Linked DNA regions of Homo sapiens: region 2 is linked to region 1. A link is a loop called in an ENCODE intact Hi-C map of the cell type or tissue named here. Cell type or tissue: IMR-90. All regions are shown on one strand. Links, peaks and the distances in the headings refer to the core of each region. The heading gives the core; the rest is flanking DNA. Region 1 has its middle 30 kb from the start of LINC01080. Region 2 holds the start of LOC101927238 (a long non-coding RNA gene).

Region 1 (16,018 bases), core at 5,019-13,018:
ATAAAAATGGAAGGGAAGGAGAACTTAGAAAAGCAGGTCCCTTAAATGCTGAGCTCCTCTTATTCTGAGGAAGATATTTCATTTACCTTTAACTGAGTAATCTTCAGAAATTACCTGAACTAAAATATTTTTTCATCCCAGTGAATGTAACCTTAAAATGCAAGCTACCTTGTTAGATGGGCACAGCCCAGCCTGTTTTACTCCCTGGGGAGGGAAAATATTTTCTTAAGCATGTTTCTCTGATTCTTTTAGGCACACAAAATTAGTGAGGCATGCTTTTATAGAAGCCTCTATAACTAAATTACTTTTGTAAAATAATCAACAATAGGATATAGCAGGTGTCAGTCTTTGGCCTGCAAACAAATTATTGTTGGAATTCTTAAGGAGCTTAAGAATATCCTTAGAATACTTGAGGAGCTTAAAGGTAATTTTTTAAAATGTGTTTTAAAAGTATTAACTATCATCCTGTATCCACAAGCATAATGGCCTTAAGTGGAGGAATTAAGAATTGCATCTGAAACATGTTTGATAAAGTTAAGATGTACTTTTGCCTCCACCATCCAATTCAAATAATAATGTTGTCCAATGCAAATACTAGTTTCCAGTAACTAGAGTCATTCCTTTCCCTACACCTCTGTAACTGGACGCATGCAAGTCTATCTTACTTACTGAGGCTGCTTTCATAATTCCAGTGGGCTGGGTTCTAAGAGAAATTTTAAAACTGTTTTCCTCCCCATTAAGCCCTTTGCCATGGTTCTATAGCTTACAGCAGCCCACACCTCACAAATATGAGAAAGGGATAGTCATTAAAACTTCTGCTTAATTCACCAAAAAAATTAAAAATAAAATGGTTAGTTACTGCCCACTCCACACTGACAGAGTTATTTAATCACCTACCACATCCTTACACCTCTGATCCTACTTGTTGGATTTTCTCTGCTGCACTATCAGTGCCTGTCTTTCTCCTTATTAGTATTAATTTCACTATTTTGTGAATGCAAACTTCTAGAGTTGTTTTATGGTCCCTAACGTCCACCCATCCTACCTCCTCTTAAAAAACAAACATGAATACAAAGCAGTCAAGCCATCGGATGGAAGGAAAGGAGCTTGGAACTGAGAGAAACACTTTACCAACAGAATGTAAACCAGACACGTTAAACTCACAGTTGGCCATAAAGAACAGCCTGAGTCTGATAGAGGGACGACAGCCAAAACAGAAGGTTCTTGTGGTGAGACGGCTGATATGGTCAGGCTGGAAAAACCTCTCCATTCCTTCCTGTGGGCACCTGAATTCCACAGGCTTGCAGATGGCAAGAATCACTGAATTACAGTTCCTTAGAGTTTTCTGTGTGCTAGTCGGAGACCTTGCACATGGCATTGAGCTCAGCACACGACGATTTCAGTTCCTTGAGCAAACTCAGATAAAATGAGGCGGAAAATGTTTCTAAAATAAGGTTTTCTAGGGAGTGTTAGTAAAATGTGACACTATCCTAGTGTAATCCAACAGGTAGGAGGTTGGATGGCCTCCCAGGCCTTCAACACACTGTATATTTGAATGTGCACAAGAGGAAATGCTCTAAAGACATGCATTTTCTTTTACCTTTTAGACTAATCCAGTGGAAAAACTATATTCGACCCAAGGATCTGTATCCACACAGTTTGACAATAATTTACTTCTTTCTGGAAGCGATGAGCACAGTGTAATTCCTGAGAAATTTTAATAATGATATTTTAATTATAATTAAGTGAAACCTAGCAAAGTTGGCTGTATCTGGAGGAACTCCACTGTGGGAAACAGATTCTTAAGGTAATTTTTTTGTTTTATATTTTATCCTACACAGCCTTACCTAACCTAAAATTTCTCAAGGTTAATTCAGCACCAGGTGGGTACTCTCGTTTTTGTCTATCTAAAGGGGGGAATTTGAGATAATGGTTGACATGTCAAAAAAGTGGCAATGTAAAATGGGGGCTAATCTTCAGAATGAAGTGTTCCCCCAGAAGGTAAAGCTGTCAGTGATCACCTTCTAGAAATTATTATACTGGCATCCATGACCCTTGCTGAGAGGATCTTGATTGAGATTCAGAGTATCCAAGGAACACCTTGAAAATGTGGGTCATACAATGTCATAACATTTGTAAAGGGGTGCATGATCCAAACTTATTAAAACCTAACATCCAGAATCTCTTAAAGTTTTACTTTTCGTTGTGTGATTTCTTTCCTCACCAATTTCTTTTCCAAGGGTGTGCTATTATTTCTCCTACTGTCATTACTTCTCTCATTCAATTCAGCCTACTTCCACAAGCTCTCATTTTGTAGTAATTAATTCATTCAACAAATATCTGCTAAGGGCCTGTTACAGTGTATGTCCTGGTCTAAGTGCTGGAGAAAGGATAGTGAAAAGAAAAGCAGATCCATTGCCTCAAGAAGCTAATGGTCTAGTGAGGGGGGTGTAGTAAAAAACTAGAGGGGGTGTAGTAAAAAACTACGGTGGCTCACACTTGTAATCCCAGCACTTTGGGAGGCCGAGGTGGGCGGATCATGAGTTCAGGAGTTTGAGACTAGCCTAGACAATATGGTAAAACCCCATCTCCACTAAAAATACAAAAATTAGCTGGGCATGGTGGCGTGCGCCTGTAATCCCAGCTACTCAAGAGACTGAGGCAGAAGAATCGCCTGAACCCGGGAGGTGGAGGTTGCAGTGAGCTGAGATCACACCACTGCACTCCAGCCTGGATGACAGAGCAAGATTCCATCTCAAAAGACAAACAAACAAACAAACAAAAACTAGAAGACACCTGCCTGGGCTATGCAGCAAGACCTCGTCTATACTCAAACTAAAAAAGATAAACCAGGCATAGCGGAGAGTGCCAGTAGCCCCAGCTACTCAGGAGGCTGAGGTGGGAGGATTGCTTGAGCTCAAAGTTCAAGTTCAAGCACTGAGCTACAATTGCACCACTGCACTCCAGCCTGGGTGACAGAGCAAGATCCTGTTTCAGAAAAAGAAAAAAAGCAACAACAACAAAACTAGAAAATAAGTAAATAAGATAATAGTGTATTTGAAGGAAAGAACAATGACCAATGTGGCTGGAACAAAACAGGTGATGGGAAAGCATCCCAGATGAGACTAGAGACTAGTGGGGAGGTCAGATCTTCTAGAATGTCATAGGCCATGTCATACACTCTGAAAAAGAGTTCCAATGTTTGGGTGTTTTTTTTTTTTTTTTTTTTTTGGTTTTTTTCCCAAAGTCCACTGAGAACAATTAAAGTGTTCTAACCTATGATATGATCTAATTTGCAATTTTAGAAGATTGTCCTGTTTTCTATGTGGAAATAGGCAGAAGGAAGGGTCACTAGAGAGGGCAAAGAAATCAGTGTGGCTGCCACTGGAGGAATGGAGGATGATGGGTCTGTGATGAGGACAATGACAGTAAAGATAAAATGAGTTCAGTGGATTCTGGGTATGCTGCTTAAGTAGGACTGAAGAGCCTGCTTATGGTTTAGACATGAGGCATAATAGCAAGGTAAGTAACCAGGATTTTATCTTGAGCATTAGCTTCATCAGCTGCCAAAACAAATAAAATAGACTGCAGGGCTTAAACAACAGAAATTATTCCTCACAGTCTGGAGGCTGAGAAGTCCACGATCAAGGTGCCAGCCAATTCATTTCCTGGAGAGGACCCCCTTTCTGGTTTACACATGACTGCCTTCTTGCTGTGTCCTCACATGATGGATAGAGAAATCATCTCTTATGTCCCTTCTTATAAGGACACTAATCTCATGAGGGCTCTACCCCATGACCTAATTACCTCCAAAAGTTCTGCATACAAACAGCATCTACTGGGAATAATGGCTTCAATATATAAATTTGGGGGGAGGCACAAATATTCAGGCCATAGCAAGAACTTAGAGGATGGTGATGCCATTTTCTGAAATGAAGGATACATGGAACAAACAGCTTTTAAGGGATAGAGGAAAAGACAGAACTACTAATTCTCTTACATTTGAGATGCTACCACAGATGCTAAGCATTGAAACCAGAGTTCCAGTCTGGTAAATCATCAGCTTTTAGGTGGTCTTCAAGTCCATGGGCCTTAGTGCTGTCACTGGTGGAGAGGACCAGGGGCAGAATGCTGAGAGGTCAAATAGATGAGGATAAAGGGCCAACATACTTTCTAGAGACGTAAGTTGCTTTGTATATTGCGGTAAATGATGACTATGTACCAGACAGTTAAATACACATGTTCTTGCCGTTGAGAAACTTGCTATCCCATGATGGAAATAGAAGCATAAATATACAGTCTCAGATAATTTTAGTGTAGCTTATTTAGGTACTTCTTTTTTAATTTAGGGAATGAGCTGTCTCTAGTCCCCATGTGAATTAGTCTGTTTTTACACTGCTATAAAAAACTACCTAAGACTAGGTAATTTTTGAAGAAGAGAGGTTTAATTGACTCACAGTTCTGTAGGCTTAATGGGAGGCATGATTGGGAGGCCTCAGGAAACTTACAATCATGGCAGAAGGCAAAGGAGAAGTAGGCATGTCTTACCATGGTGGACCAGGGGAGAGAGAGTGAAGGGGGAAGTGCCACATACTTTCAAACACCTACATCTTGTGAGAACTCACTCACTATCATGATCAAGAAGGAAATCTGCCCCCATGATTCAATCACCTCCCATCAGGCCCCTACCCTAACACATGGGGATTACAATTCAAGATGAGATTTGGGTGGGGAAACAGAGCCAAACCATATCACCAAGGATTATGGCAGGATAGATAGATAGATCTAGAGAGAGAACAGTTCTGATCATATTTCTGCCCTTCATTTATTCACAGATATTTATCAGAATTTAATCTGGTCCAGGAACTATTTTAGGTTCTAGAAATACAATCAAGAGAAAGACAGACATAATTACTGGTGTCATGGCTCAGTAGGGAAAATAGACATTTAAGAAATAATTACAAAAATAACTTACGATTGTGATACAAGAGATAACGGATAAGTATAAGGTTTTTCTGAGAGCATATACCGGGCTGAACCTGGCCCCATCTGGTCTAGTAGGACTAGGAAGTCATGTTTTAAGCCTAGACTTGAATGATGGTTGATTGAAACTCAGGAAATTATAACAGTGAGAGAAGAGTAAGTAAGAGGAGCGGCATAAGGAAAGACACCCAGGTGAGAAGAAATTTGACACAATGAAGGAACAAAAAGAAAATGACATGGCCAAGAGGTGGTGAGGGGGAGCTCAGCTGAAACGTGGGCAGAGGCCAGGTGCTACAGACCTTGGAGGCCATTTGATAATTGTGACTTTACCTGAAGAACAAGGGGAAGTCACTGAGGGAAGTTCAGTAGGGGGAGACATGGTCAGATTGGCATTTTAGGAAGGTCACAGTTGCTATTTGGAGGAGAAGATTGAGATGACTGGAAAGTCTTCAGGTAGTTTGATAATAACCCAGGCAGAGAGGTACAAGCCCCATAAAGGCTCTCAAGAATAGGGGCTCAATCAATGTTTCCAGCCAAATTTCTATTTACCGAATAGGGAAATTACATAGAGAAATTAGATGACTGTTTTTTCCCAAACACATTTGAGGGCTTGTAGTCTCCAAGCACTTTGCTCCCTATGTTTGGAAAGATCTCTGCCTCCAGCTTTATTATTTAGTTTTCATCCACTATCTTGAAAGTATTTTTTTTTTTCCCTGAAGACATTATTGGCTCTCATTAGTGAATCTAATTTTCCTTTCTTAGTGTCCAAGGATTTCTTTTTTTAAGAATATGAGATAAAAATGTTGAGGATACATGCCTCAGAGGCCTTTCCAGGGTTTTAGCATGCCGGTAGCTGGATAGTACGAAGTTACTCTATAGAGAAAATTCTACAAGGGAGGTGGAGAATGTGCCAGTAGTGGAAGGCACAAAAGGGTCAGGGTCTGAGAAATGGTAAAGGAGTCCCAGCTAGAATTAGGTTCCTCTGTGACTAACAGCCACCAAATAACAGTACCTCAAAAGTTGACTTCTCTTTCTTGTAAAAAGTCTAGTGGCAGATAGTCTAGACACCTAAGGTAATTCTAGAAACCTACACTTGATCTATGTTTTTGCTCAGCCAAACTCAACGTGTGACTTCCATTAGATGGCTGAAGATGGCTGTTTCGCTGCATCAATGTGTGACTTTCAATAGATGATCGAAGATGGCTGTTTGGCACTGTGTCTGAATTAAGCCAGAAGGAAGGAGGAAGAAGATGAAGAAAAGGCATGCCTCTACCCCTTAGGACCACGTCTCTGAAGCTGTATACAACATTTCTGCTCTCATATAATTGGGCAGAACTTAGTCATAGAGCTACATGTAGTTGCAAGGGAAGCTATATGCACTAATGTGCTTAGTTAAACATTGGGATTCTCTTACTAAGGTACATAAGGAGAACATATATTTGGAGAGGCAACTATCCATCTCTGCCACAAGATCTGAAACAATTATTGTGAGACTATAAACATAGAAAAAAGCTCCAGAGATCAGGGGGAAGTCAGAAATTATTTGGGATTCCAGTGAATGGAATGTTGACCATAAATGAGAAATGATGCTTGGGATAATTCCTAGCGAGCATTGGCTTTTAGAGTTGGGATTGAAGTCAACCAGCTATAAAGAGCAAGACTGGGTGGGGTACTTTGAAATGTCATATCATTGTGTATGGCTTTTGTGGTAGTTACTGCTTCTTTTTAGAATAATTCTCATAACTAGGTAGAAAGCTCACCTTTGAAACTTCTGCATGCCTAATAAAATGCTTCACTCACACCCAGTTGTTTTACTCAAGCGAGTAGTTTTATGGTAACTGCATTTGGGGTAACAGTCTTACAGAAGAGTTAACACAATGGGCAGATTCCAGGTGTGCTGTCATTTGGAGGAGGCAAATCCATACAGACAAGAAGTAGATTAGTGGTTGCCTAGAGCTGGAGGAGGGTAGGGATAAGGAATGGATTACTACTGGGACTGGGTTTCTTTTTGGGGTGATGAAAATTTTCTAAAATTGATTGTGGTGATGGTTGCCTAACTCTGTGAATAGCAATGAATTGTGCTATTGTACACTTTAGGTAAATGGTATGGTATATGAGTTATATCCCCAATAAAGCTGTTAAAAAAGAATGAGAAAGACCGAGTGACTTGCCAAGGTAGTCTCTCAAATGTGTTGTTGTTTTTTCTTTGAAGCTCTTAACAAAACTTTTAAAGACATGCAAGAATCATTATGGCTCAGAGTCCTGATGGGAGTACCAGGCTCTCTTTTGAGCTGTTGTCTCTTAAAACTTGTAGCATGCCTTGTCACGTATGTTATCAAAAAAGTAAGGAAAAGAATAGCTTCAGTTCCTATTGCCCTCAAATCTGAGACTTTCAGATCAGAAGTTTAACCTAATGTCCTTGGGCATGGGAGGGAGGGAGGAGGTGTGAGGGGAGATCCACCTTAGACTTTAACCTCCCTAAAGGTGTATGCCAGTTGTAAATATGTGCTTAGTTGAATTATTCTGGGAGGATGCATCTTTATCATAGTCTCAGAGGAATTTATTGCCTCTCCCACCCCCACCCCCAAAAGAGGGAAGCTTTAAAAATATGAAGTATAAAATGCAGCATATAAAAAAAAATCGTTGCCTAATTTATATTTACTTTGTTTCACTGATTGGGAAAGAAGTGAAGAGAGGAAAAATGCTGGGTTAAGGGGGGCAGGCCAGGGTGGTGATGGAGCGACTCATTCTCAATTTCTGCAAGGAGGAAACAATATTTCTTAAGACATAGTCTAAATTAAACTTGGTAGAGGAGGAGGGACTGATCGAATGTGCTTGTTCTCTCTTCTTTCCCTGTAATCGTTTTAGGAGAGGGAATGGTTTATAGGGACAAACATCAACTCTGATGAATCAAATGAAATGAATGAGAAAGTCATACTTCATATAAACACTGCAAATCAATGTTAGCCCTCCTTACCCTCTCCATTGAAGATGCCTGCCACATGAATGATTCATGTTGAACCATCAACTCAGTACAGTCATCTGCAAGAACACCAAGGGTTTGCTTACACATAATTACTCAGAACTGAGTAGGAGGAAATCCTTGTCTCGGATCATGGGAGATAATGGAATTCCAACGAAGGATGCCTTGGCAAAGTAGAAGTACTTTCCCTTGGACCTTTGAAATCCTTAATGAGTTGAATCATGTCAAGTAACAAAATAAACAAGGATGAGAAACATCAGTTGGGTTCGGTCCAAAGTCTAGCCTGCTTAAGATTGGGCTTCCCTCATCACTGCTTAAACATTATACAGTTTTCTATCAGCCAAGCCTGTGTTTTTTTTTTTTTCATTTTTTTTTCTTAAATCAGATTTCAAAAGCCAGGCACTAGCTGATGGTAATTAGTAGGCATCGGTTGCAGTTTATTCTTGCTGTTCTTTCCAGGCATGCATAATTTTTGTGAAGAGAAAAGAAAATCCAATTACCCCCAAATCTAGCCAGTGTGGCTCATCTGCTCTTGTGTTAGATCTTTAGAAATGGTTCTTAACAATAGAAATGAAGACATATGGTACTTGAGAACAGCATCTTGCAACCTTATTTATAATATTAAGGAAAAAAGCCCAGTCAGGTGAACATTGACATCCTACTTTATGAAAATCTGACACAAGAAATGTTGATCCCATAACACACGTAACATAGAGACTTGCTCATACCATAAAGAATTTATTGGTGATTTTATTTCTAGTATCCCTCTTACATTTTAAAAGACTCCCTTAAAAATGCTTGACTTGAAGCTTTCCAGGAAAGCTTACACAGTAAAACTAAAAACATCTGATACAATTTTGAAGGACTCAGATTCTTCAAAGCAAGGAAAGTGAAAATTTCTACTCAACTTTGTAAAGGTTGGGTCTATGACAAAATATTTGATAGGTTAGATTATTTTGTTATTTAAATTACTCCTTGAAATGCTGGTTAATTTCAGATTTCATTGATCTTTGAGTTTCGGAGAGTGTTTTAGTATTGCAATAGTAAATACTAAATAGAATTTTGGTAACAAAAAATACCCTTTATCATTTGGATTAACATTTTTAGGTCATGTTTTTCTTCTCTGTATATTTATCTGTGAAGAATAAATGACATTAAAGGTGAATCATACTAAAATTGCATGTATTGTTTTTTGCCCAAGAGAATTTTCTTGCTGCAAGTAAAAACACACAAAAAAAGTTATTGAAAAAATTCAGCTTTACATTTTTAAATAAGCCCATTTTGAACCCTTCTAATACAAGCATTGTTCAACAACACTTTGTGTTTATAATAGATTTTCATTAACCACCTTGTGTCTGATAGATACACTGTTGTGTATCTATCCTGATGACTTCCTGTTGGACATGAGCAGAAGGGCACTTCCCGGGATTGCAAGACCATCTTTGGCTCCAGGAAATTTTTCTATTCAGTGTGTAGCAAGACATTGATTATGGGCAGAATTCTCCAATTATAAGAGCTTTTCTTTTTTGTCTGGATAGTAGTTTGATCATATCATATTTTTGCTAAAGGATTCCTAACAGACTCTGACACCTTATAAATTTAAGTCCAAATTCCTCAACATAGTTCACCAGGTTCTCGTCATGGGACTTACTGTCTTCCTTTCACTTCCTCTTGCAAATCAAAACCCACCCTCTGTTTCAGTCAAGGTCTTCTTCCTGCATTCATGCTGATTTCCCTCTCAGAGCCCAGGCTGTCCCATACCCATTCATCTTTTCATACATCCAGTCTAAGATTCCAAAGAAAGCATACTTTCTGGACCAGGTGCTACTCTGGGCATCATGTCAGCACAAAGGTGAATAAGGCACAGTCTCTGTCTTTGAGGAACTCATAGTTTAGGGTTGAACGTGGACATTTAACCAAATATATAAAGTAACACAATGAAGTAAGGACATTCAAGATTAATTAAGGAAGGGATTTATTTTAGGGAATGACATAACAGAAGAGGCTGTAGTTGATTTGAACCTTGAAGAATAAACAGGAGTCTATCATGAGCATTTGGATTTTGTCTGGTAAGTTTTTTTAAGTCTAGTATAGGCCTTCAAAAATATTTGTTGAAAGAGCTAGCAAAATGCTAAATGAGTTTTGGTGGTGGGGGGTTTGTTTTGATATACTTTTCTTCCCCAGTTCTGACAACAGCCTTGTGAAGTTGGTAAGGCTATTAGAGCTATACAAATAAGATACAGGCCCAAAGGAAGTTGACCCAATAAGTGGAAAATCTGAAACCACATCCATTCTTCTGACTCTAAGGCCTTTGTTCTATCTACTCTGCCTTTCTACCTCCCTGAGTGCTCTTTTGAATTTCCTGACTGCTCCCATCACAAATAAACACAGAGCAGATACTCAACAATTGTTTATTGATTGAGAGAAGCATATAACTTTGATGTCAAAATTTTAATACAGATTTTCCAAGCCCTTTAATAGCCCCTAAACTGGACTTTATATTTCTTTAACTTGGCCCGTTGACATTTCTCAGTCTTTATACTTCCTGAGGCAGGGATAAACTGCTTGCTTATTTGAAAACAAAAGCATGCAGACTATAGGCCATCAATAGTGACCGTGTTGAAGAATCTCACTCCTAAGCTATAGTCAGAATAGTGTTAGAAGGAAAAACAAGAGGCGGAGGCATGTCCACAACCATATAGGAACTTCTCAGAAGCCACTTATCTCTTGGGCAAATAATACCAATTACTCTGCAAGTTTTCTCTATAGCTCTAGGGCATGGTGTGACACTTTTTAGTTGCCCAAGTGCTACTTTCAGAGGTTCAAAACCACAGAATGGATATTCATTTCCACGACTGCATTAATGTATCTCCTTACAGAAGGAACGGAAAGTCTTTTACTCAGTGTCAAGCTTTCCCAGGTCTTTACACTTGAGCACCCGCCAGCTTTTCTACAGGCAAGTCATGGGGTCATAATCGGGGAGCAATGTTCTCCCCAAATGTATGCTTTCCTTTCAGATAACTCTCCCAGAACACCCCACTGACCCTTTGTGCCCTAGTGATGGAAGAACATTTTTAGGTGAGATGGTGTATTTTACATAATGTGTTCCCAGATGCTTTCCATGAATGACTCAGGGCAGGGTAAGCTGCATAAAATTCTGGTGCAGCGGCCGGAAGAAAGCTGCACTCTGTTTAAGCATGAGTGTTGTGTTGTGAGCAGGCTGAGTAATGATGTTCTGTGAGTGACTAGTCTAAGGAAAAGCCAGTGAGTAGGAGTCAGGCTCTCTGACTTCAAATGTCAACATAGATGGAACAAAAATGAGCAGGTTAGTTAAACTCTTTGGGCCTCAGTTTCTCATTTGTGAAGCAAGAAAATTAATGCCTATTTTTGCCCATTTGACTATAGTGGCAGGAAAGGTCATGTGTAAAGTCAAGTTGACTCTTATTTATTGAATGTTTCACAAAAGAAGCATACATGTCATCAGAGAATATGCCTGAAGAAAAAAGAGATTGTTTCAACCAATGTTTAGTGTCTGGTGCCAGGGATATGGTAGTAAACAGATGTGTTCTTGCCCTTAAGGGCTCATGTGGTAATTTAGGAAACAGAGACTAAATAATTAATTGCACATTTAATTATACAATTAAATGTGATAAGTATCACAGAAGAGAATTATGTATAAGAGTATAAGAACAGAAGAAGACAGTCTAGTCTCAAGAAAAGGTTCAGTATGGGGATGACATTTAAGTTGAATTGTGAGAGAGGAAGGGTAAATTGGGAAGTGGCAAAGATGTGGGAGATGCCTTTTTAAAAAGAGGAAGTGTTATACGTAAAGGTTTGTGAGGCAATTGCATGTGGCAGGAACCTAGAATTGAAAGCAGGACTTCGGGGCTAGGGGCAGTGAGTGTGGTACTACATGGTGCTGAGGGACCACTGGGAACCAGCTCACTTGGGGCCTTGTATGCCAAGTGAAGGGCTCCAAATGGTTATTATAGGAAGAATGAGAGACTTTACAGAGTTCTAATGAGAATGGCTTGATCAGATCTTTTTTATAATTACACTGAATGCAGGGTGGAAAATGAATTACTGAAGCGTGAGAGTGCATAAAAGGACACCCAAAAGTACATTTTAAAAATGGAGTCTACCCAGTTCCTTCCTGCCGTGTAACAGGAATCCAGGGCCACCATTTTGGTGCACTTGAATAGATCCTGACTTTTTGTCCTTTTATGCATATCCCACCACACTTAATGTTCTTATATTCTATTCTTTCTAAAACTCTGCATAAGATAAAATGTGATTATTTCTTGATTTGATGTTGATAGGTGGTAAGCTAGCCTCCCCAACTAACATAGCTATATTCTAATAGTATTATAACTATCTTTTCTCTTCATTAATATTTACTAAGAAAATAAAATCTAATTGTAGAGATAAGTTAAAGATAGATGGATGAATACATAGATATATAGACAGGTGAAATATAGATAAGTAGATAAATAGATGGATGGATGGATAGAAAGATAGATAATATAAATTAGTACGCTTTTAGCTGCAGGAAACAGAAATCCCACATAATAAGTCTTGAGGCAAAGCAGCTCCAGGTTAGTGAATTTGTTGGCTCATCATCATTTTAAGAACCTAATTATTTTCTTTATTTCTACCTGACTATCCTCAGCATATGGCAATCTCTCTCCTTTTTTAAATTGCATGTATGTTTGTGGGGTACAATGTAATGTTTTCATATAAATCTTGATGGTCACAAGCTGGTTGCAGTTGTCTTGCAATCACATCCCATCAATCCAGGGTTCTGAAAAGGGTTTAGCTCTTCCAGGTGTATTCTTGAGAGAGAAGAATCCTGTCTCAGAAGCTCCTCAGACAATCTTATTCATGTTTCATGCTAGGCAATTCACAGGGGAATGAAATGCCTATTATTTTCAATTTATTAACTCAATTATCTTAGAGTTATTACAACTCTCATCCTGGAACTGAAATTTAAGGCAGGCTTTCTTGAAGCAAAAGGCCTTGGTGACTCCCTATAGAAAATTAGGATTTATTATTAAGGAGAAAGGGGAAATGGCTTTTGGATGGCTGAGACATCAGTGGTGTCTGCTTCACATGTAAAAATTAAAGGTAAACCACAAAAACAGTCAAGCAAATGAATGATACTCAAAGTGTCATGTCAGCTTGCAGCATCAACATTACCTGTGAGGGTGTGAGAAATGTTAATCCTCTGGCCCTACTAAGGACCCACTGAATCAGAATGTTTGAGGGTGGGCCCAGAAATCTGTGTTTTAGGTTCAGCAAGTGACAGTGATGGAGAGAATAGTTTAAGAATCATTGCTCCAGAGTAAAAACATGTTTCAGAAGGTTGAATGACACCAAGCAAGGAGTTGAAAACGTGGATCAGAGCTGGGGGAGAGGGATCAGAGCTAGGAAATTTGACTAATCAATTAAAACACAGGCCTTATATCATGCTAGTAAGGGAGACATTTTGCAAGGAAGCCATTTACCATTCTCTGAATCATATTACCTTCTTTATCTACTGGTAGAACCATTTTGGCTGCCAGAATAAGACAAATGGTGTAAAGATAAGAAAATATTCTACAAAAACTATATGAGGAAATAATTCACTATATGATAAATAATTCACTGGGAATAATGCCCAGGCATGAAAGTATTTGAGTAAGTTTAGAATTTGGAAAATAGATAATAAATTCTGGGGCATAAATATGGAAATGAAAACATGGAGTGGCTGGAAGGCATGCTGTTTTACAGATCCAGAATAACAATTATAGGTTCTTTCTCTGGACATTCCCAGATGCTGATCAAACAACACTTGATACAGCTGCAAACTGCCAGCTAGTAAATCTATATGGAAATTTACAATCTACCTGGGGAATACTTTTGTGAATCTGAATTGTGGGAGTGGAGATGAAAGTTTTCATGTATTATTTTTTATTTGTATGAGTACATGTGGAAGCCACACACCTGCTATAGATGTTGCTCAAGGAAACACATAAGTCTGGCTTATAACAGGCTGAATTGTTTTCGAAATAAAAAGTGTAGAAAAGAGTAGAACAGAGTCCACAAGACCATCCTAAGCTCGTCATCTGGAAAAGGAAATGTGTGGATTTCTGTTGCTTTGGCATATCCCAACATCACGGCCAACTGAATCTAACCATAAAAGGCTTCCTTTAGAAGAGAAGAAAAGGGCAAAACAGATTCACAAGAGGACTGGAAGCAGAGATGTTAACACTTAGGAGGTAAAAGAGAAAAATAAGCTAGACATCGAGCCATAAGAATAGTCATCTCCAAAAAGCACCCTGGCTAGCCTCAACCTTGTTCGAAATGTACTTGTACGCAATTAGTTTGCATACTACTTTGAAGTTTTTGGAGGGCTTCTTCTCAAGCCGTGGTTCTCAAATTGTAATGTTTATCAAAATTACCCAGAGAGTTTGCTAAAACACAGGTTTCAACTCAGTAGGTCTATGGAGGGCCTGAGATTGTGCATGTCTAAGAAGTCAGAAATGCAGTTTGTTTGAGGACCACACATTGAGAACAACTTAGTTAAGATTTTTGAAGTTAATTTTTTTGTATTTTTTAATATTTTCTACTTTTCATTTTTGCTGATACACACACACACACGCACAGTCCTCTGACAAGACCTCTAACTTGCTTCATAGTCCAGGAACATGGGATTACTGGTGACTGAAGACAGCTAGAATAACACTAGGTTTCGTACCTCTCATGCTGATCACCCAAGACACTTACAACATTAGAAGGGCAGAGGAGGAAGTTCTGCAAGTGTAACTTTTATTTTTCATTTACCAAACAGAGGAATGAAAGTCTCTTGGAATTCTAGATAGAATGTAAGTATTATATTAGGAAGGAAATAAGGGGAAAAAGAACAAGCTATGGCCAAAAATTAGTCTGTTAATAGTTTTAGAGAATGTCATGCACCTCTAACAGAGAACTTTGGATGTATGAAGTCCTGAACATAAAGTTGACTAGTAGTATATTAGAATTAGACATGAGGCATAAGTTTATAATTTATAAACATAAGTTATGAGACACAAGTCTATCATTATTTTAAGAAGAATGATTAATTTTACCAAAGACAGCTGAAGCTGGACTAGCTGCAAAAAAATCGTATGTGTAAGTCCATTCTCACACTGCTATGAAGAAATACCTGAGACTAGGTAATTTATTTTAAAAAAGAGGTCTAATTGATTCACAGTTCCACACAGCTGGGGAAGCCTCAGGAAATTTACAATCATGGTGGAAGGCACCTCTTCACAGGGCTGCAGGAGAGAGAATGAGCCAAGGAGGAATTTGCCAAACACTTATAAAACCATCAGATCTCCTGAGAACTGACTCACTATCATGAGAACAGTGTGGGAAAAACCACTGCCATGATTCAATTACCTCCACCTGGTCTCTCCATTAACACGTGGGGATTATGGGGATTATAATTCAAGATGAGATTTTTGGTTGGGACATGGCCAAACCATATCATATTGTGACTAGGATATAAAGTTATAGTAATGTTTTAAGTGTTGTGATTCTGAAGTTTTATATTTGAAATAAAAACATAGTAGTTAGTCCAAGAACTCTACATGTGAAGATTAGTATTGCAGAGTAGCCATTTAAAAATGTACATAGGCCAGGCACAGTGGCTCACACCTGTAATCCCAGCATGTTGGGAGGCCAATGCGGGCGGATCACTTGAGGTCAGTAGTTTGAGACCAGCCTGGCCAACATGGTGAAACCTCATCTCTACTAAAAATACAAAAATTAGCTGGGCATGGTGGCGCATGCCTGTAATACCAGCTACTCAGGAGGCTGAGGCAGGAGAATCACTTGAACCCAGGAGGTGGAGGCTGCAGTGAGCTGAGATCAAGCTGCTGCACTCCATCCTGGGTGACAGAGTGAGACCTTGTCTCAAAAAAGAAAAAAAAATGTACATATGTTTTTTAAAAATAAAATTTATTTTATTTCAAATATAAAAGAGTAATGATTGAATATAGAATTTTCTGAAAATTTGGAAAATTTGACTTA
Region 2 (16,018 bases), core at 3,416-11,415, 180 kb before region 1:
GGGTGGCTCACGCCTATAATCTCAGCACTTTGAGAGGCCAAGGCAGGCAGATTACCTGAGCTCAGGAGTTCGAGACCAGCCTGGTCAACATGGTGAAACCCTGTCTCTACTAAAAATACAAAAATTAGCCTGGTGTGGTGGCATGTGCCTGTAAGCCCAGCTATTCAGGAGGCTGAGGCAGGAGAATTGCTTGAACCCAGGAGACGGAGGTTGCAGTGAGCCAAGATCGTGCCACTGCCTTCCAGCCTGGGTGTGACAGAGTGAGACTCTATCTCAAAAAAAAAAAAAAAAAAAAAAAGTCACATCTGTGGGACAATCTTTAGGAAAATTACAAAGCAAATACAGTGGTTTTGATTTCAAAAGTTTTTAATAATGGACTACTATAAAACAAATATGGAATCTCTATATTAGTATAAATATAAAATTTTGAATAATCAGAGTACACTCACATTTTAAATTAAATGGTTTCAAATTGTTTGAAATTATAAGTAGTTTATATTTAATATTTGAACATCTTAGTTTAGACCTCATTGCATATCTGGTAAGGATTTTTCTAAATTCAGTTGTGAAGAAATGAACTAATGTAAAATTTCTATAAAATCATAAAGGACAGAGCCAGTTAGTACATTAATATTATCTAAGATAACATTAATAATTCCTATTGTACATTGAATGGTGGGTAGGTTCTAAGCACACCTAAGTTCGAGGCTCACTACTTTTCTCCAGATTTACAGAAGACACAGTGGAGGCAGAGGAAAGTTAAATAATTCATTCAAGCTCTTATACAGAAAATGTGGTGGAGCAAGAGTTAGTACATGGAACCTTGATATAGAATGGGTTACCAACATTTAATGACTATGTGCCTTAGATACTATTTTTTTTCAATTTTAATAAAGAAATACAAGTTAACACTTGAAAATTATTTTTAAAAAATCAGAGTACAAAATGACATGCAATAAAAATTAATAATTTCCTGACTCATGCTTTTTTCTCATTCCCATATTTACTTCTTAGAATTACACCTTTTTTTTTTTTTTTTTTTTTGGAGACAGGGTCTTACTCTCCTGCTCAGGCTGGAGTGCAGTGGTGTGACCACAGTCCACAGCTGACTGCAGCCTTGACCTCCCTGGGCTCAGTTGATCCTCCCACCTCAGCCTCCTGAATAGCTGGGAGCACAGGCTTGCACCACCACGGTCAGCTAATTTTTCTATTTTTCGTAGAGATGGGGTTTTGCTATGTTTCCCAGGCCTACACTTTCAACTATTGATATGTTTAGTTTTTCTGGTGGTTATATACGTAAATACAAATAATATGCTTATACCATTATACCTTGTTTGATCAATTTCAGTGTGAAAATGCCTCCCTTTTGCCCCCATCCTTGACTTAATAGTTGAATTCGCACTGTATTTCACCTTTGAGAAAATTACTTCTCGGCATTTGAAAAGCCTGGACCCAAAGTTTCCTTAGCATCCAGGATAGCTGATGGAAAATCTCGTCAGTCTGCAGTGTGGTCCTTCATCCTTATAGGCATTTTCCCCTTCTCCCTAGACGTTTTCAACACCTCTATTTAGACTTAATGTGCTGAAAATTTCATGAAGATATATTTTGAATATGGATTTTAAAATTCATGTTTCTCAAAACATGTCAGACTTTTTCAACCTAAAGTTGTACATTCAGTACTGGGACATTTTGTTCTAATATATCTTTTTTTTTTTTCCTTTTCTCTTTAATACCAAATACCAAGACTTCAAGTGTTCTAATATATCTTATATAATTTCCTCTTACCCATTTTCTATTTCCTATCTTTTTGGAACTTCTATTAATTGAATTTTAGACTTTTTGGAATGATTCTCTATGTTGCATATCTTTTTCTTTCAATGTTTTACTTCATAAAACATTGCAAGTCTTCTATAACTTTATCTTCCACTCATTCTATTGATTTTTCTTTTAAGTTTGGCAATTTTGTTTTTAATTTCTAAGAGCTCATTCTTTTTTCTGCTTCTATTTTCATGACGCTCATGACATAAGCTCTCAAATTTCTTTGAGCATAGTAATTAAAACACTTTTTTTCCTGTTCTCTGAATTATGTTTATTTCTTTATCTTACTCTTTTTAAAAAAGGCTTTCTTTTTTAAAATACAAGGTAGTACAAGAATGGGAGAAAATATTTGCAAACTATGCATTTAACAAAGGTCTAATATCTAACATCTATAAGGAACTTAAACAAATGTACAAGAAAAAACAAACAAACAATCCCATTAAAAAGTGGTCAAAGGACATCAACAGACAGTTTTCTAAAGAAAACATATCTGCGGACAACAAGCATATGAAAGAAAGGAAAATCAAAATGACAATAAGATACCATCTCACACCAGTCAGAATAGCTATTATTAAAGTCAAAAAATAACAGATGCTGGTGAGGTTGCGGAGAAAAGGAACACTTATACACTGTTGGTGGGAATGTAAATTAGTTCAACTATTGTGGAAAGCAGTATGGCCATTCCCCAAATTGCTAAAAACAGACCTATCATTTGACCCAGCAACCCCATTGCTGGGTATACACCCAAAGGAATACAAATTGTTCTACCATAAACGCACATGCACACATGTGTTTATTGCAGCACTATACAAAGACATGGAATCAACCTAAATGCCCATCAATGGCAGATTAGATAAAGAAAATGTGGAACATGTACACCATGGAATACTATGCAGCCATAAAAAGAATGAGATCATGTCCTTTGCAGGGACATGGATGGAGCTGGAGGCCATTGTCCCTCCTAAACTAACATAAGAACAGAAAACCAAGTACTGTATGTTCTTACTACAAGTGGGAGCTAAATAATGAGAAATCATGGACACAAAGAGGGAAACAACACATACTGAGGCCTTTTGGAGGGTGCAGGGTGGGAGGACAGAAGGGATCAGGAAAAATAACTAATGACTACTAGGCTTAGTACTTGGGTGACAAAATAATCTATACAACAAACCTCCATGACACGAGTTTATATATAACAAACCTGCATATGTACTCCTGAAACTAAAAGATTTTTTTTTGAAGTGATAAATATAAGGTAGTATGGCATAGCTTTCAAGAATGTAGAGTCTGAGACTCAGATTTCTGGATTTCAATTTCAGCTCTATCATTTATTAATTAGGTAGTTTTGGACAAGTAATTCAACTTCTATGTGGTTTAGTTTCCTCAATTATAAAACATTGATAATTATAGTACCTGCTTAACATACTTTAATCCTAGTAGGATTAAATGAATTAAAAATATCAAGACATTGGCCAGGTGTGGTGGCTCACACCTGTAATCCCAGCACTTTGGGAGGCAGGCAGATCACCTGAGGTCAGGGGTTCAAGACCAGCCTGCCCAACATGGTGAAACCCTCTCTCTACTAAAAATACAAAATTAGCCAGGTGTGGTGGCGTGTGCCTATAGTCCTAGCTACTTGGGAGGCTGAGACAGGAGAATAGCTTGAACCCAGGAAGCGGAGGTTGCAGTGAGCCGAGATCGCACCACTGCACTCCAGCCTGGGCAACAAAGCGAGATTGTTTCAAAAATAAAAAAATAATAAAAAATAAATAAATCAAGACATTGAATGAAATCTACTATATAGGAAGTACTAAGAAATCATAGCTATAATTAACGGTTTTCCACATTGATCTAGTGATTCGTGATTAACTGCTCTTAGTGAAAAATGAAGGCCTCCTATATCACAGGTGGTCAGCATGGATATGGGTAGCTGTACTGTAAATAAGTCAGCTTCCACAGTGATTTCTCTCCACCTCCCTCCACTCCCCAAAGCGGCTCGGGATGCAAAGGAGGTATATCAGCTCCAGTGGCGGACTTCACCTGCAGAGGACCAGAAAGCAGCTTGGCCCTCCACTGCAGAGGGAGGTGAGTTTATCCTCCTGGTCCATACTGAATGGTTAGCTTTAAACAGGAAGCTTGCTCACTCTTTGAAGATAAAGCCCTACAGTGATTAGCCTGGAGGTAAATGCTGGGCTGTGGTGTCAGTTTTTCTGCCTGCAGGAGGGGTGGAGGGGACTGTAGGTGAAAGTTGACCTAAGCCCCTTGTTTTTGCTTCGTTTCTCACTCCTGCTCTCCTAGTTGTCAACTCTGAGCCCATAGTGCTACTACCAAGAGAATGGCCCACTAAGCTTCCTTGTGGGCATTCTCTGGAATGCGCGTTCTTCCCCTTTGTTTCTCTGCAGCTTTCAGCTGCTCATATCTACCCGGAATTTGTTGACGTCTCTTGTCTGCTAGTGAATACGCCTACTCCCTACCTTCCCTTTATTGTTATCAGTTTATTCTTTTTCCCACTTCCTTTGAGTCATTTTAATGTGATCTGGGGGCAAGGTTTGTGACTCAAGAGAGACATACTTTGTGCTCAGAATAAAATGTTGATCCCTCAATCCCCCTACTCCTCCTGTCTCTTTTAATTTTAGATTAAGTTTTACAATTATCCTGCAAAGGAAATATTACTATTCCAGTTCTTCATATGAAAATGAAGAAAAGCTTTAGTGTTACTCTGGATCACGTGACTGGTAAGTGATGACACCTGGACTCAAATTCAGATCTTTCTAATAAAAAATCACAAATTTTTTCCTCTAAGATCCAAGAATAGGGACTCAATATGAGGATAAACATGATAAGTACTTAATATTAAGCATTTAGAAGAAAATCAAAATATTAGTTATACAGATTTTAACACTATATGGACAAATTACTAAGATTATTATCTGAGTTTTTTAAAAAATTTAGGGCATGGATTTCTTTATGCATTGCTGGTAATGGTGTTGGGATTCTATAGTTATGGAACCCATGACAGGGAGGATTTTGAGTCTTAAGACTGGAACACCTGTGGCATGTTCTCTTCCTTTACCCGTTCCAGGCAGTGTTTATTATCAGTTCAGATATAAGCATATCTGCCACAAAGAGACCTGGACTTTTTATTCTGCTCCAAGGCCCTTTAGGTGGCAAAGGCCTTCAGCCATGTTCCCCAGAAGCAAACGCAGTATAGATGTAGAACCAGTCAGTTAATTCAAAACCACCACTCTAGCAGAGGTCTGAATTATAATTTCAATAAGAGTCACCTTTTCTCGGTCACGGTGGCTCATGCCTGTAATCCTAGCACTTTGGGAGGCTGAGGCGGGTGGATCACCTGAGGTCAGGACAAGACCAGCCTGGCCAATATGGGGAAACCTGTATCTACTAAAAACACAAAACTTAGCCAGGCGTGGTGGCAGGCACCTGTAATCCCAGTTACCCGGGAGGCTGAGGCTGAGGCAGGAGAATAGTTTGAACCTAGGAGGTGGAGGTTGCAGTTAGCCGAGATCACGCCATTGCACTCCAGCCTGGGTAACAAGAGTGAAACTCTGTCTGAAAAAAAAAAAAAAAAAAACCATCAACAACAAAAAACAAAGAGTTATCTTTTCTCTTTCTAAAACATGATGAGAAAAATGTTAAAAAGTCTGAAGGGAGTATGGATGTATGGTGAAAATACTGCTAAACATAATCCAATAACTCCTTGGATTTAGATTTGAAAAAATGGATATGCTGTTATTAGTACACCAAAAGTTATGTTTTACTGCAACTCACAACAATCTCTCAGTAAATGCAATCTGAGATGGAAAGGAAATTATCTCTGTATTTAACCAAAAATGCAATATTCAACTGTTCAATTGAGCCTAGTTGCCCTGAGTCCTGTGGTTGAGGAAAGTCATCAAACTATAGGGTACTGATTCCTTGTTACTTTTTGGATGAAATTTGTAAGTTTAGCATTTACAAATAGAACTTTGCTGGAAGATAGAGCATGCGTGTTTCTTCTGAGACTGGTGGCTGCAGCTGGACTTCTTCCTCATGACCACATTGCCGTTAAGATCAAACTTTGTCTGTGATTAGTTATCAAGAAAAATATACGGTTTTGACAATATGACTTAGCAACTTGAAAATCTTGGCTGGGTGCAGTGTCTCATGCCTGTAATCCCAGCACTTTGGGAGGCCGAGGCGGGTGGATCACAAGGTCAAGAGCTCGAGACCATCCTGGTCAACATGGTGAAGCACCGTCTCTACTAAAAATACAAAAATTAGCTGGGCATGGTGGCTCATGCCTGTAGTCCCAGCTACTCGGGAGGCTGAGGCAGGAGAATCGATTGAACCTGGGAGGCAGAGGTTGCAGTGAGCTGACATTGTGCCACTGTGCTCCAACCTTGTGACAGAGAGAGACTCTGTTTCAAAAAAAAAAAAAAAAGAAAAAAGAAAATCTTCAGGAGTTTGCAGATAAATCAAACTTGAGAAGCAGAGATATAAATATTCAGGGAAATAAATGATAGAAGAAAAAAATTCCTAACTAAATCTGAAAATATGATGAATTGATCCAGATCTCTAATAAGACAACCTATTAATACAATGTTAATACTAGTTTCCTGCCCAAAGTCACTGGAATTTTTTCTTATATACAAAAGGGCTTATTTTATTTCTCAGATATAGCACCTACTTGGTATGCTTAAACAAATAAAATTCTAGTTAATTAACGTGTGATTTTCTCTCTCTTAGCTGAAATATTTCAGTAGCCATTCATTCTATTTATTAAGATTGCTATACTTTAAAAAATTTAGATATACAAATCTGTGTATGCGTAAGAAGTAAGAAATGGGGCCCAGCTTTTGTAAAGTCAATGAATGACTACAGTTGAAAGAATACCCATGTATTTTAACAACTAGTGCTGTAGCCAAAACATGTCTGCTTACATTCTTTATTTCTCATAAGTGGAATTTCTTGTGAAAGGTTTTGTTTGTTTTGCTATACTCAGAGAAAAATGCACTCATCGGCGAGTTGGACAGGGAATTTTCTGAAAGAATAAAAAGCACATGTTCTGACCATCACCACCTGTCTTAGTCTCAGCTCAAATTTGAACCCAAAGTTTAAAGCACTTAAGAAGCATCTAAGTTTATTACTGTTGTTTATGATACAGTGGCTTCTGATTTTAAGAAGACAATCAAGGAGCCAGGAGTTGCTAGAAAGCAGTTCACTTACAAAATATAGGGGAACCTGGGTATCTTCACTTGCAACATGCATTGTAATGGAATCAATATCTCCTATCTTTTGTAATGCAGTATAATTTTATACCTATTTCGGAATGGCTACTTATTGTAGGATAAATTGGTGTTGACCTATGTTGTTCAAATACTTTGTATGTGTTCGTACAGTAATATAGTCGTGTTCAAAATAAATCCCCACTGTAATCTGTCCATACTCAAGTTGGAAAAAAAAATCTTTATGTTTGGTTGATTTACTTCTACGTCCGCTCTATAAGTGAGAATAGGACCTCCCCCACTTCCGCCCGGTTTTAGAGCTCAAATGTGTTTCAGATTAACCTCTCAAATATACAATTCAGTTAACTTGTTTAAAACATATTGATTCCCACTAGGCATTTCCACCTGGGAGGAACTGATTTCTATCTAAGTATGTAAACTTTTGCTTTTCCCCTGGCCAAACACACACACACACACACACTCACACATACAGTCACACAGTGAATGTTTTCACATTGAAACTGAAGATGTAAATGAAGGCCTGCAGTCTCTGTCTGGTTCTAGTTACAAGGTCTGTTTGTTGACATCACAGATGAAGGCCTGCTGTGTCTCTGGCTCTGTCTACTCCATTTCCCCTCTAATTAGGCTTTGCCCTCAATTAAGTTAATGATGCAACTTTCCCTATAGATCATTTGCCCTTTCAATCAATTAACAGAATATGAAGGGTGCATCCCTCCTTGGCTTGGGATTCATTTGCCCGAGGGCAGACTGTTCCGCTCCCAGAAGTACCACATAAGCAAAAGCAAGATGTTTACTATATCACATATTATCCCTGAGAAAATCAGGCCTAATAGAAGCCTTAACTAAACTGCACTTCATTATTGATTTGTGTCAGGGTAAAGAATTTATCTGAAATACTAGACCAGGTCAAAAATATTAATGGGAGTGTTGTAAATATAAGGCAGTTCAAGACAAATGTAGAGTTAATATTTTAAAACAGAAAAGACTTCTGCAATGTCAAGTGGAATTATGAAACACACACACACACACACACACACACACACACGCATACCTAAATGACCTGAACAAATACTTGAGGTTTCTATCATTTGTGGGTGAAATCACAATGGTCTCTCCCAGACAAGATTATTTTTTATTTCTCAGCCTGTACTCAAAGATTTCAGAATGCATTTAAATGTAATTTGGTTTTAAATAATAAAGATAACCACAATAAGATTATTATAGAACCCATATGTCGTCTGTACCAATATTTGAATGCTGCAAAGATCAAGATTTTAAGATAAAGTTAGCTGATGCTTTCTTAAAAGGTATGACGATTAGGTTAAAAGACAAATATGATAGTTTAGCATTTTATTGAAAGGCAGGATTGAAATAGATGTAGAACTGCAACAGGGTTCTACAAAGAATAGAAATACTAACTCTACATAGATCATAAATATCCTGTAGAATATTGTTTTGTTTAACAGAATGTGGCCATTCTGTTAAACAAAGGCATGTTTTCACATCTTTTTTTGCCCATATAATAGGTAATGCCTCTTTGTGATAAAATAGAACTTGACTTTTCTCCTCCAGCTTTATTAAATTATAATTGTCAAAAATTGTATATATTCAAAGCGTACAATGTGATGTTTTGATATGTGTAGACATTGTGAAATGATTTCCATAATCAAGTTAATTAACATATCCATCACCTCACAGGGTTGCCTTTTTGTGTGTGTGTAGTAAGAATGGTTAAGATTTACTCACTTAAGGAATTTCAAGTATTCTGTATACATTATTATAATTTTATTTATTTATTTATTTGAGACAGGGTCTTTGTCTGTCACCCAGGCTGGAGTGCAGTGGTGTTATCATGGCTCACTACAGCCTCCTCTTCCCAGGCTCAAGGGACCCTCCTGCCTCAGCCTTCCAAGTAGCTGGGACCACAAGCATGCATCATCACGTCTGGCTATATTTTTGATTTTTTGTGGAGATGGGGTCTCATTATATTGCCCTGGCATGTCTCCAACACCTGGGCTCAAGCAATCCTTCTGCTTCCACCTCCCAAAGTGCTGGGATTACAGACATGACCCACTGCGCCCAGCCTTGTGTACATTATTATTAAATAGAGTCACCATGCTGTATATTAAGTCTCCCAAACTTATTTATCTTATAACTGCAATTTTGTACACTTTGACCAACATTTTCCCATTTCCTGAATCCCTCAACTCCTAGTAACCACCCTTCTATTCTCTGTTTCTATGAGTTTGACTTTTTTAGATTCCCCATAAAGCATTTGGCACTTGATGGAAGATTCAGATAAAAAGAAATACCTCCACTAAAAAGTTGTTAAAATCTTACATTACTAACACAATCTAAGGGAACAAAAATTAGCTGGGCAAGGTGGCACATGCCTATAGTCCCAGCTACTCAGGAGGCTGAGGCAGGAGAATTGCTCGAACCCAGAAGGCGGAGGTTGCAGTGAGGCGAGATCGTGCCACTGCACTCCAGCCTAGTGACAGAGCAAGACTCCATCTAAGAAAAATAAAAATAAAAATAAATTAAAAAAATTTGTCATATTTGGATGTCAGCCTGAAGAAAGCAGGGAGTCATGGAAGGTTTTAAAGCACTCTGCATTGAACAAGCTCAGGTTATGTACACACCAGTCCAGGGATATTTAGCTTTAGCTCCTTAAGCACCAGCCATGAGTGAACACCAATGGGTTAAATTCATATTGATTCAATCTCAGCATATCCAAACCTTAACTCATGATTTCCCCTCAGAGACAATGTTCATCTTATTTCTAATTTCTCCATTTGTAGTAATGTTCTTGCCACACAGCAAAGAAACAATCATTAACAGAGCACCTTGGGGATAAAAGCAGCAAAGCCCACCTATAAAAGGTCCATTTAGACCTAGAGAAGGAGAAATGATTCAATCTAAGCCACATAGGTAGTAGGGCACAGAAATAGAATTCTAGTCCAGTTAGAAAATACTCTATAGCCATGTTTTTCTACATAATCGAAGTTAAATGATAATTAATAAAGATGACAAAAACAGTAACATTCAGGTTACTTTGGGATGTGGCACCAGGTGAGAGCATGAATCAGGATACTGAACAATACCCCAGGAAGAGATGGATGCCTTCCCTCAAGAGGAGAGCAACTCAGGTAAGAAAGAAGAAAAGTTAGGTTCCCAGAAGCCATTCTAGGGAAGGCATGCTCTATCTAGGGAGTATGAAGATTGCACTCCCTGGTACCAAAGGCATAACCCATTGCTGATACAATCAGGCTGATATTCTATAGCCATTTTGTACAATGTAAAAGCTCTTGGGCTAATGAATGAACAATTAATTTTATTACTTTCATTCCTTCTTTAATGGTTTAGAGAGTATTAACTGTAAGTAAGTAACTGATGTACAATTCAGATATATAAGCATCCAGAATTCATTGGTGATGTTTTTAAAATAACCCCCATCTGTATGTCTGCAGGCCACAATCTGTTTCATCCTTCTTCCTCTGCGAACATCATTTCACATGAAACTTCATCTGGCCTTTCTCAAACTGCTGAACTGTTTCTGGGACAGGACTGGCTCCACTTCAATTGAGTGGATGTGGAGCACTGGCGCACTAAAATTTTAAACACACACAATACTACTTCCCCCATTCACACTGAATTTAGCTGATGGTATTGTGCATGCTAGATAGCAAAGCTATAATAGATCAATGAAATATTTGGGAGCCAAAAATGTGTTGCCCTATTCAAGCAACTTCTTTATTTTCCTTCCTGTGAGTAAAAATGCCTTCCTCACTCTTCCTTTGGGTAGTCTTTCAAACAGAAGACAGTTAAATTAGGTTCCATGGCTGTTTGGTTGATCCCTTGCTATGAAGAATCAGGACAATGTCATCTCCATGATAATCTTTAATTTGCACCATTTTTTCCGTTTCTTTTTTCAGCAGTACCTTTGGCCCACAGTGTTCTTATCTTATAGAACACACAATTAGCCAGTGAAAAACTCATAACTAGTCTATCTAGTGGAGAAAAATTCTTGTGGTAAGTATCAGAAATACTTGAAGTAGGTGTAAAGTACACATCTCAACTTATGCAAATAAATTGATGATGTCAAAAACATTGATCAATTTAGAGAAGTCCACATCTTCTCATTTTCCAAACTCACCTTTGATATTACTATTTTTTTGTGCTACTTTACTTTTCATTTACATACTTCTAATATATTGTTTTTCTAGTGGCCCACTTCACTCTAGGGCTACTACCCTCACATAAGGGTAGTTAACACTAACACTAAAACTCTTTATTTTTTCTTTCTCTTCTCAAGGTTCGCATTTTTTATCTTCTGAAGGTCCCAAACAGTTCTCATGTCTTCCTTCCCCATGGAGGGCTTTTAATCTTCCTTTGTGATCTAACACCTTTTCCTAGATAATTCCTCTCAGTCATTTTATTTATTTATTTTTTTACATGAAATATTTTTTAATGGTTGTAATGATATATTTTGCATGTAAAATCAAAAAGCTTAAATATAAACTGGAATTATTTCACTAAAAATGCTAGCTGAAAGGAAAATGTATATAATTTTCAACTTTTAAAAAAAAAAAACATCAGCAAGAGTTGGAGCAGCTGAGGTGGCTCTGGGGTGTACTGACTTTATGTTGCATGAGCTCAGAGCAAGGACTGGGTGATGCCAACACAACTGAAACTTCCCAGAGTTATTTTTAACCAATATTCCTAAAACTGATGTCAGTGTATTCAAATCCTCTAAGGACTTAAAAAAGTTGGTTTTAATATTGAAGGTAATTAAGAAAAATTCAATACAAATAAACTTTAAATCACTTTTGCCAACCTCCTATGAGGTGGCATTGTTAAAATTCTACAGATGAAAAGAAATTAAGATTCAGAGATGTAAACAGATTTATAAAGTCACACATGACTAAGTAGTAGAGTCAGATTCAAACCCAGGTGTTTTGGTTACAAGTCCAAATATCACAGGGTGTCTCAGAGAGACAAAGTAGGTCTGAAGGTTGCAATTGCCGCTCCCCCCACCCCAGTCATCATTCTAGGACAGCAAAATTACACAGGGTTATTTGTTTCTATAACAGAGTATTCTCTGCTTCAGTACTTCAGAGTCTTCTGTGCAGTTTTAGGTTATCAGTTTGTCCATCCTAGAAACAACACTTACCGTGGTTTCTGAGAAATAAGGAAATGAAGGGTCTCAGATGAAATCAGGTAACTGAGACTGCTTAATCACTAAACTTAATTTTATCCTCAACTTCAAGTCATGGCTTTGCCCTGAGGCTAACTGCTTTTTACCTGGGGAGAGTGAAAAATAAAATGTGTGTGTGTTGGTGGTGGGGAGTGGTGGGGAGGGGAGGTTTAGCACTCTAGCACCAAGAGCTATAATACATTGCTACACTTTTTTGTTTGTTTGTTTGTTTTGAGACAGAGTTTTGCTCTTGTTGCCCAGGCTGCAGTGCAATGGTGCGATCTCAGCTTACTGCACTCTTTACCTCCCAGGTTCAAGCAATTCTCCTGCCTCAGCCTCCAGGGTAGCTGGGATTACAGGCGCCCTCCACCACGCCTGGCTACTTTTTGAATTTTCAGTAGGGACGGGGTTTCACCATGTTGGTCATGCTAGTCTCGAACTACTGACCTCAGGTGATCCACCCGCCTTGGCCTCCCAAAATACTGGGATTATAGGCATGAGCCACTGCGCCTGGCCTAGAATAGAACTTTTAACTGTTTTCTGGATGGTTAAGCTGGGCAAAAATGAGTAGCAGTTACGGGAGCGTGTAACAGAACACATAATTTGCACTGTGAGTTTTTTGTGTTTGTTAGATTTTCTAGTTATTAGAAAATCTTCAGGGCCATTTGTCACTCTTGCAGCAAGACTATAGGCTTTTCACATTGCTGACTATGGTGTTCTCATTCAAAGCAGTGATGTGTTTCTTCTCTTCCACCTGTATCTATTATCTGTCACATGCACATTTACATAATACCTTACGTATACATGTATATGTGTGTTTACATATGTAGAATTACCACAGATACATAGTATACATAGATATAAATCTATGTAAGATACGAATGTAAAGAATATTTTGGGCTGGGCGCAGTGGCTCACACCTGTAATCCCAGCACTTTGGGAGGCCGAGGTGGGTGGATCACCTGAGGTCAAGAGTTCAAGACTAGCCTGACCAACATGGAGAAACCCCCGTGTCTACTAAAAACACAAAATTAGCTGGGGTGGTGGCACATGCCTGTAATCCCAGCTACTCGGGAGGCTGAGGCAGGAGGAGAATCGCTTGAACTAGGAGGTGGAGGTTGCGGTGAGCCGAGATCACACCATTGCACTCCAGCCGGGGCAAAAAGAGTGAAACTCTGTCTCCAAAAAATATATATATATATATTTTATGCTGGACACAGTGGCTCATGCCTGTAATCCCAGCACTTCGGGAGGCCGAAGCGGGAGAATCACTTGAAGTCAGGAGTTCAAGACCAGCCTGGCCAACGTGATGAAACCCCATCTCTACCAAAAATTAACAAATTAGCTGGGCAAGGTGGCACACTCCTGTAATCCAAGCTACTCAGGAGGCTGAGGCAGGAGAATCGCCTGAACCTTGGAGGCAGAGGTTGCAGTGAGCTGAGATCACAACATTGCACTCCAGTCTGGGTGACAGAGTGAGACCCTGCCACAAAAAAAAAAAAGAAAAAAAGAAAAAAAAGAATATTTAAAAAAATACTCTAAAACTTACTAAATATTCAAATGACTGCTGCTCTCTACAGAGGAGTTCGATATCTTGGGAAGCCGCATAAGTCATTATGACTATAACACTGTAATTCCCACTATTTAGACTTCCTCTTTTGGGATTTCTTTCAGAACCCTTGTAATTTCAGTGAAAACAAGATTAATATACAAAGTGAATAAATTAGGCTAATTAGCATAATACTCTTTTGGTGGTGCTTGTTGTTTGGGGACAGCATGGCACAGGGGGTGTGCAGTCATTAAGGAGAGCAATGAGTGTTCATGACTTATCAACTGGCTCTAAATTACAAGTCTAACAATACAATTGACTTCCTAAAGATTAAATTGTCATCAATAGTATCCAAGTAGAAGTAAGAGAACTACCAGAGTTATGTCTGCAGTTCTGACATTTTGCTCCATTGCTGGGTTCCTATATCCAATTATTTGACATCTCCACATGGAAGATGGCCAAAACCAAACCCTTGATTTTTCCACCTCAAATTTCTCTCACCATCTTTCTCATCTCAGGAAATTGTAACACTTTCTACCAAAGACCCGGAGGTCAACCATGATTCATCTCTTTTCCTCATTTTTTTTTTCTTTTTCTTTTCTTTTTGAGATGAAGTCTTGCTCTTGTTGCCCAGGCTGGAGTGCAGTGGTGCAATCTCGGCTCACTGCAACCTCCACCTCCTGGGTTCAAGTGATTCTCCTGCCTCAGCCTCCCAAGTAGTTGGGATTACAGGCACCCGCCACCATGCCCAGCTAATTTTTGTATTTTTAGTAGAGACGGAGTTTCCCCATGTTGGCCAGGCTGGTCATGAACTCCTGACCTCAGGTGATCCGCCCGCCTCAGCCTCCCAAAGTGCTGGGATTACAGGCGTGAGCCTCTGCGCCTGGCTTTCCTCATCTTTCTAGTTGAAATCAACCAGCAAATCCTATCAACTATGTCTGTAACATATATTCTGGATCTGTACGCTATTCTCCCTAACTAAAGCTACCTGTGGCCATTTGTGTCTCTTGCCTAAACTATTTACATGAACAGCTTTTTTGTTTGTTTGTTTGTTTTGTTTTGTTTGTTTGAGACGGAGTCTTGCTCTGTCACCCAGGCTGGAGTGCAGTGACGCAATCTTGGCTCACTGCAACCTCTGCCTCCCGGGTTCAAGCGATTCTCCTGCCTCAGCTTCCTGAGTAGCTGGGATTACAGGGCCTGCCACCACACCTGACTAATTTTTGTATTTTTAGTAGAGACAGGGTTTCACCATGTTGGCCAGGCTGGTCTCGAACACCTAACTTCATGATCGGCCCTCTTTGGCCTCCCAAAGTGCTGGGATTACAGGTGTGAGCCACCGTGCCCGGCTGAACAGCTTTTTAACTTGTCTTCTTTCTTATTATTTATTTATTTATTTATTTTTGAGATGGAGTCTTGCTCTGTCACCAGGATGGAGTGCAGTGGCGTGATCTTGGCTCACTGCAACCTCCACCTCCTGGGTTCAAGCGATTCTCCTGCCTCAGCCTCCTGAGCAGCTAGGATTACAGGGGCCTGCCACCACGCCCGGATAATTTTTGTATTTTTTAGTAGGGACGGAGTTTCACCATGTTGGTCAGGATGGTCTCGATCTCTTGACCTCGTGATCCGCCTGCCTTGGACTCCCAAAATGCTGGGATTACAGGCTTAAACCATCACGCCTGGCCTAACGTGTCTTCTTTCTTTTCCACCTGCTTCCTTAGAAACTGTTCTCTACATAGGAACCAGAATAAAATTTTCGAAACATAAATTGCATCTTACCATTGTCCTGCTTACAACTCTTCAGTCACTTCCTTTTTACTAACACATACAATTCATACTCCCAAGCTTGGCACTAAGTTAAGGGACCCCTTTAAATATTTATCATAACATCCACAATCAGCCTCACACTCTGTACCCATTTTGCGAGACTCTTTTTCACAATGAATCTTCAGCCATGCTAATTTTCTTTTGCTTCCTCAAAGAGTCCAGCCTTGTTTTGCTCTGGGGCCTTTGTACTGGCTGGTCTCTCTTCCTGTTTTGTTGTTGTTGTTGTTGTTGTTGGTTTGTTTTTTGAGACAGAGTTTCGCTCGTCACCCAGGCTGGAGTACAATGGTGCTATCTCGGCTCACCGGAAACTCCGCCTCTCGGGTTCAAGCGATTCTCCTGCCTCAGCCTCCCGAGTAGCTGGAATTACATGCATGTGCCACCACA

What was found. Hi-C counts contacts between places; a loop is a spot of excess contacts. Peaks named below come from ENCODE experiments on the same cell type or tissue, not always from the same donor. Only the 100,000 strongest peaks of a DNase experiment are listed, where the experiment ranks them.
Region 2: it touches region 1 in a loop (2.0-fold over the local background); 4 of 110 quality-filtered maps call a loop at or near these places.

The regions. Positions count from the first base shown.
Region 1 is chr13:80,032,823-80,048,840 of GRCh38, reverse strand. No RefSeq gene overlaps it. Among named protein-coding and RNA genes, the nearest start is that of LINC01080, 30 kb to the right of the region's middle. In IMR-90, for the core only: no CTCF peak of the experiment used is centred there; DNase peaks (open chromatin) are centred at 8,090 and 11,150; H3K27ac peaks cover 378 bases.
Region 2 is chr13:80,206,340-80,222,357 of GRCh38, reverse strand. LOC101927238 (a long non-coding RNA gene) reads left to right here and starts at 3,577. Exons shown (of 5, transcript XR_245450.4): 1 at 3,577-3,903; 2 at 4,455-4,553; 3 at 11,000-11,096. RefSeq lists an enhancer at 3,596-4,096. In IMR-90, for the core only: no CTCF peak of the experiment used is centred there; DNase peaks (open chromatin) are centred at 4,267, 6,757 and 7,537.